Linked DNA regions of Mus musculus: region 1 is linked to region 2. The links are chromatin loops, found by intact Hi-C in ENCODE. Cell type or tissue: heart. All regions are shown on one strand. Region 1 has its middle 15 kb from the start of Gm24071. Region 2 overlaps Oard1 (O-acyl-ADP-ribose deacylase 1).

What was found. A loop is a pair of places that touch in the nucleus more often than their neighbours do. Peaks named below come from ENCODE experiments on the same cell type or tissue, not always from the same donor. Only the 100,000 strongest peaks of a DNase experiment are listed, where the experiment ranks them.
Region 1: a loop joins it to region 2, with 12 times the contacts of the local background. A loop is called at or near these places in 19 of 42 quality-filtered maps.

The regions. Positions count from the first base shown.
Region 1 is chr17:48,600,701-48,605,700 of GRCm38, reverse strand. No RefSeq gene overlaps it. Among named protein-coding and RNA genes, the nearest start is that of Gm24071, 15 kb to the left of the region's middle. In heart, a CTCF peak has its summit at 2,973 (motif pointing right); no DNase peak of the experiment used is centred here; H3K27me3 peaks cover 166 bases.
Region 2 is chr17:48,414,831-48,419,830 of GRCm38, reverse strand. It overlaps Oard1 (O-acyl-ADP-ribose deacylase 1), which reads right to left. Exons shown (of 6, transcript NM_001289490.1): 5 at 4,498-4,610; 6 at 2,561-3,147. The coding sequence ends at 3,045. It overlaps Apobec2 (apolipoprotein B mRNA editing enzyme, catalytic polypeptide 2), which reads left to right. Exons shown (of 3, transcript NM_009694.3): 3 at 198-600. Among named protein-coding and RNA genes, the nearest start is that of Gm30283, 6.2 kb to the left of the region's middle. In heart, a CTCF peak has its summit at 2,786 (motif pointing left); DNase peaks (open chromatin) are centred at 1,410, 2,950 and 3,630; H3K4me3 peaks cover 550 bases; H3K27ac peaks cover 1,430 bases.

The sequences.
Region 1 (5,000 bases), 190 kb before region 2:
AGAAATGCTGAGATCAGCAAAGAGGGCCTGGTGCTGAGTGTGATCAGTGGCTTGTCACCCATCCCCTTTCCACCTCAGGTCAGATGTCTCTCAGTAGCCCAGAGGACAGTCAAGCAAACACCCTGCCCAATGACCCCGCAGGTGCCAAGGCCCGAGGCAGACTGTAACCTACCTGACATGAGAAGGAAGGCAGGTCGGGGAACAGAGTGATGGGACGCGTTTGTTACTTTTGATATCACTCTCACAAGACACCTGACAGAACCAGCTTCAATAGATAAAATGCATCATGGTGACGAAGTCACGGTTGAGGGAGCATCGGATGTCTGATCACAACACAGTGACAGACAAGAAGCCTGGAGCTCAGGCCCAGTGCATATTTCTGCTGGTTCGTTTTATGTCAACTTGACACAAACTAGAGTCTTCTGAAAGAAGGGAGCCTCAACTGAGGAAACCTGTAGGACATTTTCTTATTTAGTGATGGATGTGGAGCCGGGCAGCCCATTGTGGGTGGGACGGGGCGAGCCTGCCATTGTGGGCAGGGCGAGACCGCCCATTGTGGGCGGGGTGGGGCAGCCCATTGTGGGCGGTGTCACCATCCCACTCGCACACATATGTGTACACACTCAAGTGCTCATGCAGCACATGCTACTATATGACATTTAGAACCACCTCAGGCATCATTAAAGTGTCATGAAGTCTCACTGTCCTGCAACTCCCCATAGGCTAGGCTATATAATAAGAGAGCCACAGGGATCTCCCTGACTCCACCTCCCTGATGCTGTTATCACAAGTATGTGCCACTGTACCCGACATTTTAATAGAAGTTCTAGAAATTGGCCTCAGGTCCTTGTTGCAAGGCAAGGGCTTTGCCCACTGATCCATCTCCAAGCCCACAAAGTTTTCTTTTTAAGAGCGCGTTTGGTATGTGACCTCGGCTTTTACCATTTCTCTTAATGAGACGGTTGTATAAAAATTCCCAAGGCTATGCAAAGCAAATTGAATAATGCCAATTTATTCATATGGCCTAGATTTTTTGGAGGGTAACCAGGAGGTGGGTGCCGTGGGGGTTCTGTGTATTCACTAATGAGTCAGAATTCAACCCTTTGTGGGGGGGGGCAGGTTGGATGTGTGTGTGTGTGTGTGTGTGTGTGTGTGTGTGTGTGTGTGTGTGTGTCTTTGAGCACATGCATGTGTGCAACAAGCCCCAGGTCCTCATTACACCCATAGCCCCTGCCTCAGTCATTTCTTGTTGCGGATGCTAAATCAAATCAAAGCAAGAAGGAGTGAAGCGATACAATAACCACTCACTACCACCCCACCCCACCCCTGAGCCTGTAGGATTCCTCACTAAGGTCTGCATCCAGCCCCTGAAATGAATAGACATGTTACCTCCCAGGAAAGTTATCCAAGTGCTCTCATTCCGCCCCAAGGACAGCTTTGTTGGGGAACAGGGACAAGGGAGACAGGATGGGCACTTTCTCAGACATGCGATGAGCCTGCGTGGCCTCGCCTCCCTACAAGAGGAGATTCTGCCTAACCAGTTGGAGTCCCAAGCTGGGCAAAGGACTCAGAAGTGATCTGAAACTTTGAGGACCTCTCTGTTCCAGATAACAACCATAGTGGTTCGTTCCTGTAATGACAGCATTTGGGGTGGGGGTGGGGGATTAGGCAGGAGGATCGAAAGTTCAAAGCTTGCTTGGGCTATGTAGAAAGAAACTACCCCAGAAAGACAAGGAGAGCAGCGACTACTGACATCCAATGGGGTCTATTTGTCCTCGTTGTATCCTGGACAGAGTGAACCCAGCTTGCAGTTTCCTGACAGCCTCCAAGGATGGCCAAAGGTCCTGTGTGGAACTGGGATGAGGTTATCTCTGAGTTTCAGGTCTCAAATCTTTAGTTGCCTCTACAGAGCTCCCCAGTGTGGGGTTCAGGGCAAGGGTGGGGGTTCATTGATCACTTATTCTGAGCCCACCAGGTCTCAGAGAAAGATGAAAACCACAATCTCTATGCCCAGCTCAGCCTTTCCCCACACCAAGCCAGTCACTCTCAGTCCCCGGGGTCCTAAAGTCCCCTTGAAGCCCATCCCCCACACCCTATTTCTTTTCTGGCGCAGAGACAGCTGTGGCAGTAGGTAGCTGTTTACTTGAGTCAAATAGAGGAGGCAACTATGCAGAATATAAACTATCAAATTAAATTCCGCTCTTCAAATGCTACCGGATTCGCTTGGCCCTGGGAACGTTCCCCTCTCCTTGATGAGACTGTGGGCACAGTCCTCGCTTACCATCTGAGCGTGGTTGCTGCTTCAAGTGGATAGAGAAAAACAGGGAGGGGTGTCAGCAGATGGGGGTTAGACTTCATCACCTAAAATGGGGGCTTTTGCGAGCCCCAGGTGATGCTTTGAAACGGGCAAGGGAACACCTCACCTCCCAGAACCGGAGCATCAGAGAGGAAAGAACCGCTTGAGGGAGTCTGGGTGGCTCAGGGTTGAGTAATGTCCTTCAGGACACTTAGATGGGAAGAAGGGCAGACGGTTTCCTAGGACTGTGAAGGGAAATGAGTGAAGTATATCTTTCTGTACACTGTCAGCAAACAACGCAGTAAGGAGGGACCCAGAGCCCTTGCTACTCCACAGATGGCCCTCGACTAGAAGAACCTGGGATCGCCTTCTGGATCCTCCTTCCCCCCTCCCCTTTTCTCCTCCCCAGCCCCCAGCCCCACCCTCCCACCCACCTCCCTGGTGGAATGATAGACAGGAAGTTTGCTTTCTTACAGTTCCACTCCCTACACAGTAAAACAGCTTCCCTGCCTGGGGGGGCGGGGGGGGGTGGGGAGGACACACTTATTGGGAACTCTTCAGGGATGCCTTCGAACACCACAGACTACAGAGAGTTTGTGGGCCAGATAGGAGAAGCATGATTTCATTTGCACCTTGAAAAAAGGGGTGGAGGAGGGACCATCCTAGAAGTGACCTTTAGGGGGCAGCAGAGGAGTGTTATGGGGAGGCGGCACCTGGAGCCCCAGGCTGCTCTCAGTTCCTGGGATCCGGGGACTCAGAGCAGAAAGATTGATTGCTGCTGGGGTATTGTCACCGTTTCATAGATAGGAAGGAAGGTGCAGAGTGTCTTGGGCCCGTGGTCCTGTTGTCTTTCTATTCCCCCGGGGCCGGTAGTTTTCTTTCAGCTCTGGAGATAGAATAAGACCCTCCAATTCTTCACTCCACTCCACGGTAAGATTTCTTGTCTGACCAAGAAATAGCTTCATCCCCTGCTCACAGAGATGATAGAAACGGCCTCGCTCACACCATGAGGAAGCACAAATCCCAAATAATTCACCTCAAACCCGAGCCTTAACCATGAGCAATCACCAAACAGTTGGTTCGTGGTGTTCTATCACAGCAACAGAAAAGTAACCAATGCAGAGGTCTTCAAAGTCACTGAGTCCATGGGAGCCAGGGCACATGAGTGGGTTCCAAAGGGTCTCGGGCCATTCTTTTTTTTTTTCCATTTATTTATTATTATATGTAAGTACACTGTAGCTGTCTTCAGACACACCAGAAGAAGGTGTCAGATCTCATTATGGATGGTTGTGAGCCACCATGTGGGTGCTGGGATTTGAACTCAGGACCTCCGGAAGAGCAGTCGGGGCTCTTAACCACTGAGTCATCTCTCCAGCCCTCGGGCCATTCTTTTGACTGTTGTTATTGTTCATTGTGTGTGGGATTGAACCAAGGCTTTGTATACGCTAGAAATTTACTCAGCTCAACCAGGGAGAGTCCACCTATGGTACCCTCTTCTCTCTAAGTGTCCAGGCATCTGCCCAAGGCTTCCCTGGCACTGGCCCTGCCCACCGTTAAATGGTGGTACCCTCAGGGCTCTCTCCTCCTTACTACTTCTTACCTTCCACTAGGGTGTGAATCCCGCAGAACTGTCTAGGAATCCTTGAGCAAGCTGAGCCTTAAACATTAGCTAACCAAGTAGACTAATCAAGTGAATCTGCCTGTTAGCCTTGATCCCCACCAAAGTCCCCTGCCAAAGGGAAGCCTGCTGGTGACCCATGCAATGCCCAGAGCCACAAGCTTGACCCTCTTGTGTTCTTCTGTTTTCCCAGAACTATTTTATCTGTCTCAAGTACTTACACACATCTCTCTCACTGACAACTCCACACAGGTCTGTCCTGAACATCAGGATTCCTGCAGGAGAGAACCAGCTGATGCCGCAGCTACCCTTAGAGATTTGGGACAACAGCATCCCTCTTTGCCTGTGTTTGATGGAATTCACTCACATGTGCATAGCTATTTACTGGTATAAGTGCTGTGATTTGTGCCTGCTGGCTCTGGACTCTGAGCTCCTAAGAGATGCTAATACCCTTCCCATGGTGGTATATCATAACTGGCCCAAGGCAGTTTGTAGTGCTATCACATCCATTTGCCTAGGGTTGGTCGAGGATTAGACTTAGGGTCATGTGGGAAGTCTGCTGAGCACTCCTTGGAAAGCTACCCTTCACCTTCCGAAGGGCAAGTGAAGGTTCCTCTGTGCCTTGCTCCTGTCTGTGGTCTTTCGATGATGCTGTTAGGAGTTGGGGTATCCATCTTGCCATGTCAGGGGAGGCAGAGACCAGCAGAGGACAACAACAGTTGGGATCCTGGTAACAATGCTGAGCTGTTGACCTTCAACCTTTGGACACGGTGCTAGGGCTTCATTTTCTCAGAGAGCCAATGAACCTCTAGGTGGTTAAGCCACTAGCAAGTGAATGTTGTGTTTTTCATAGGCAAACCCAGACACACTAATGCTGAGAACAGTGTCCACTCATGGCAGGCCCAGCAGGCAGGGATGCTAAATGAACAGCGCTCTCCTCCTCCTGAGAAAGTGTGGGAAAGCAGTCCATGCAAAGCCCTGTGCCTATAGTAAGGGAGACTGGATTGCCTGGTCCTTGGCTTCTTTCTGGGGGACTAGATCAGTTGGCTACTAGGATGAGGGTAGGGGTGGAGGGAAAGTTCTACC
Region 2 (5,000 bases):
AATCCAAACAGATCTCTGGGGCTGTGGTAAACCACACCAAAGCAATGAAGGAGACAGTCCCAACACCACCTCAGCCAGGAACCACAGGAGGCCCTGGAGGAGAGACATGCAGGGTCGTTTAGGGAAGGCACAAAGAGGCTTTAGTTACTTCAAAGGGGGTTAGCAAGACCCTCAGTAACATGTTGGTTCCCTTGTAGGTTTTACCTGCTGCCACTCAGAGCAATGACCCGGATGCCATCCAGGACATACCTGGCTTCCTGATTCTACTTGGAGTTGGACATCTGACACTAACCAGTTGCACTGGACAAGACCCTCTCTCAGAGAACTCAAAACATACCTCGGGACGTCATTCATTCATTCAATCATGCCTTCTGTAATACGGCTATCAGAAGAAGGAAAATGAAGACAAGAAAAACAACTGTGATGTGGGCAGCAGGTACCTGGGGGTGGAGGGTCTTATTGCCTCTCCAGGGGTGCTGCCTGAGACAAAGATCCTCAGTCAAGGTACAGACCTTTGAAATACAGCTAGAAAAGTGTTCTGAATTGGGCTGACTTTTTAAAAAAGACAAAATAGCAACATCAATAAAGGAAATAAGTGGTTTTTGTGGCCTGTTCTCTTAAGAAAGTGGGATGCTGGGAAGTTCCCATGGACAGTGAGTGGATACCTACCTAGGTGCAAGGATATTGCCAGCTAAGAACCAAGCCATGACATTAGGAAGATAAAGCCAAGTCTTGACAGCAAAGAACTCACTCTCTCAGGCTGACTTCTCACCATGGTCCTGACCTGAAAATATCACCCCCCACCCAACCCCCCACCCTCCCGAGGGCTGGGGAGCTGGCAATGGCTCAGTGTGTAAAACTCTTGCTGCAAGCATGAGAACCAGGCTTCAGATCCCCAGAACTCACATGCAGCAGGGTGTAGAAGCATCTGTCTGTCCTCTTAGCACAACATGAAGGCTGGAGAACCCCTGGAGGTCTGTGGGCTAGCCAGCCTAGTATACCCAGTGGCAACCAGGAGACTGATTCACATAAGGGAGGTTGTGAGGCAGCAGAGCATTCTGGGTTGACCAGCAGGTTGAATATGCAAGGCTTTCTCTCATCCATCCCCAATACTACCGAACAGTGAAAGAAAGAAAAGAATGTGTTCCTGGGAGTGTTTGTAAAGGAGAGCTTGTCCTATCCCGTGAAGATAAGATGGTGGGGGAACACAAGGCTCATGGAATTTGACGAGACAGCCACATCTCAACAGCCAAGCAGTAAGCAATTTTCTTTTCCCTAAAGAGGGGGTCCAAAGTAACAGCTAAATGTTCCGACACACCGTGAGACTCTTGGAAATGACGACAGGAGGTGGCAAGGGTCACTTCTCAAAGGGTCTGAGTCCGCTGCAGAAGTGAAACCACACTGCATGTCTGGGCGCTGGGGCCAGTTAGAGCCAGACTCTAACTGGGTTTCTGAGGAAGTGGTGTCTGTTATCAAGCCAACTCCCCTTTCCTCAGGCTTCATGTGTGATAAGTCACCGGAATTTGACCCAAAGGCACTTAATCCCATTCCCACCAAGGTCCAGAATGTCACTGACAGCCAATCAGGCTCCCTGACAAAAATTAACTATTAACTATAATCCCCTTAAAAGCAAAGGCGCCTAGAGAGCTACTGATCTGAGCAAGCATTCAGTTGTTCCCATGGGGGCTGAAGTGTAGGCTGGTGGAGGAACAGTCTAACATGAAAGGCTATAGATTCAATCCATGGGAGAGAAGGAACGTAAAGATTTCCCAGAGTGAAATACTATCATCTGCCCATCACCCGCTCTCATCATCTGCTTCATGTACTTGGACATTTTCTTCCTACGGCTTTAGAGACACAGGTTCTAACGACAGCTTTGGACTCCTCCCACAGTACCATGTAGAACTTGTGTGCTCCCCTTCGACCCCCCTGCCAGCAGGCTGCAATATGCAATATCTCATGTACCGAGGAATCCCATCATCAGGGCTCTCCTGGTGTCTCCACAGCCCCTTCTAACTTAGTTATTTTCACACTGGAAGAATCGCCCATTCCTGACCAATCAGCCTTCACACTGGAGTACAGACTGTGGTACGTCTGGCTGTGTTAACTTGCAGTACAAGCACTGTGGGGTAGGGAGGATTCCTACTTGCCCCAGTATCTCTAATAACAGAACACTGACTAAATCAGCGGGCTTTATCTCCCCACCATAGACATGATGCTTGTCCTTAGTTTCAGAAGAGGGACCAATAATTACTGTAGTGCTCGTGAGAGCCCAGTTAGTTGCATGTCACAATCTTCTAGGACCTGGAACCCGCTCTTGCCTCTGAGTCTTCAGTGTTCCTTTGCTGGCCTCCTGATTAAGTCCAGGCATGTCCAATCACATCAACTCCACAGCAGACAGTAAAGAGCCCCACAAGCACTCTAACCGCACCTTGTAACCAGGCGGACAGTCCTTGTCCATACCTCCTCTTACCTTCTTGTTCTCCCCAGGGAACTCTGGCTCTTCAAAATTGAGTCTCAAGTTTAGCCTGTCCCCAAGATCCAGAACACAGACGTTCATGTGTGCAAACCTCAGTGAACACAAGGGAAACGTTTATTGTTCCACTCTTGACACATTGTGATGTCATAACTAAAAACCATAATCCTTTCCTATGATGATTTTTGGTGAGATTAACACAAAGTGCACAAACATAAAATTGTTTTAAAAAAAAAAATCTCAAAAGTTTACCCTTCCCACAATTTCTCTTCAAAAGAAAATTAGAACCTATGCTGCCACCCAGTGGCCAGCCAAACAAATCCAGTAGTGGCTAAGCAAAGCAGGTCCTACACTTACCTACATGGTTTCCTGCCTAGTGACAGACCTCACCTCCTGCTTGGGTGCAGTGCCCTCCCTATCCTCTTGGAGTACAGAAACCCACATCTGGCCTAGGAGAGACTCCCTCTCACAGACTGTCCTTGCCCATTCTGAGGTCCTACAGCTGCTTAGTCCCACAGCTTCGTAGATGACACAAAAGACCACGGGCTCATCCAAGATCTTCATCTGTTCAGAGTGTGTACACAGTAATTTTGATGTCTGTTGACTCAAACACCTCTTCGAGAATCGCAGATACATTTTCCCACTGCAGCCGATCCAGACCACATCCAATCCTGAGAACAAAGGAAAACACGCCCTTTTCTTGGTCTTTGGTTAAGAGGACGCGTGAACACACACCCTCCACTGGCTATGATGGACGTGCTTAGGAGCCTGCCCCCTCCCCGCTCCCTTTGGGCTCTAACCAAAGCAGTTTCCCAGGTTCTCACCCACAGGAAGCCACGATGAAAAATCTCCAGGTCGATTCTTGTTGTGAAGTCACTCAAGACAGTTCTTGGGCGACCATCGTATCTCTTTGCTTTCCAATTATTTTTAAGTACTTTCTAATTATTTCACTCTTTGATACGAGGTCACTAGCCTAGTTACTCTTTCAATGAAAACTGACTTGAGTGGGCAGGAAAATGTCCATATGTTTAAAACATACTTAAAATAATAGAGAGTTAGGGAGCATGCACAGGAGGGAGGACCTTAGGAAGGAAGTCAAAACGGAATGCCCGGAGATGCTGCTGGCTGTGTGACAAGAATGAGGCCTTTGCAACCAGATGGTCAACTCTACCACCTGACACTTTCTAATATGACACAGCCCTCGGGACAAAGGGAAAGCTTAAACCTGCCAATTTCACACGACAGCAGGACAATCAAGTTCCTGAACAGTGACTTTTTAACTTTCTGATACATAAGCCACTAGTATATTGAAGAAACGATGACGGCCTGGAGAGAGGCCTCTGGCTGCACTTCCAGAGGACCAGGGGTTCTAATTTACAGCATCCACATGACAGCTCACAACGCCTGTTAACTCCAGTTCCAGGGATCCAACACCCTCACCCAGACATACATGCAAGCAAAACACTAATGCACATTAAAAAATAAAAAGAAGAGATGTTGTGGTCACACTGAAAGTCACTTGGGCTTTGGTCAGTACTGACTAAAAACTACTAGGGCAATAAAAAGAGAAAGGGTATGGACCAGGTCCTCAAGAAGAAGTAAAGGGTCACCTAAGACCAATGTCATTTAAGTCCTCAAAGGGACATCAAGGACATCCTGACTGCTCCCCACAAGCAGGCATGAAGCATAAAAGGTAGAGGTCACTGACAACTTTCCTAACACCAAATCCAATTTTAGGAGCTCAGCAGTAGCCCGAGCGGAAGTGCAGCTGCCCAGTCTGCAGTCTGAGATTCAATGCTAATGCTTTAGGAGTAGAGGCTATCGCTTCAGACACAATGGCAAGAATTCAGCCATCAGCACTCCCCACAGAGGAGCTGAGGCAGGTGTGTGCCTTCCATTACTTAACTGATTCATTCAGTTAAGCTAGACCACAGATATGCCACTTAGTAGGGAGCTCTGACAAGCAGGGACCTGTCTCCACCTATTCTCTAGGCTTGGCCAATCGATCCGGGTTCCCTTGCCTGGGCATGGAGAGGTCAGTGACGCCATTCTTCAAACAATGGGACTTCATGGCCTCCAAACTCTTCTGTAGGTTCTCATACGTTGGCTTGTGTGAAGCCCGTTTCTTTGTAATCTGAACACAAAAGAAAGGATTCGAATTCTCATTAGCTCCATCTCCCAATATAGCAGTCAACAAAGAAGTGATGTGACTCCTCTACATCCTGAGAATTCCAAGAATAAACATGGCTTTATAGATTCATTCACCTAACTCATCTAAAGCAGGGATGGCAACATCCTACAGCCGCAGGAAAATCCACCAGGGACTGAGAAACAGACTCTGCCGAGTAAGGAGGAGAACACGGCACAGGAAAGCCGAACCCACCGCCATGTTTAAGCAAGATCACCGGTGACGTGGCGCACTTGTGCCAAGTCCTCGGACTGCCTGAGCAGCCCCCTTCAAAGTCTGCTCATTTAGCAATCACACTCCTTTGCTTTTTGCTTCCCTGTGAAAGCAGCAGCAAGA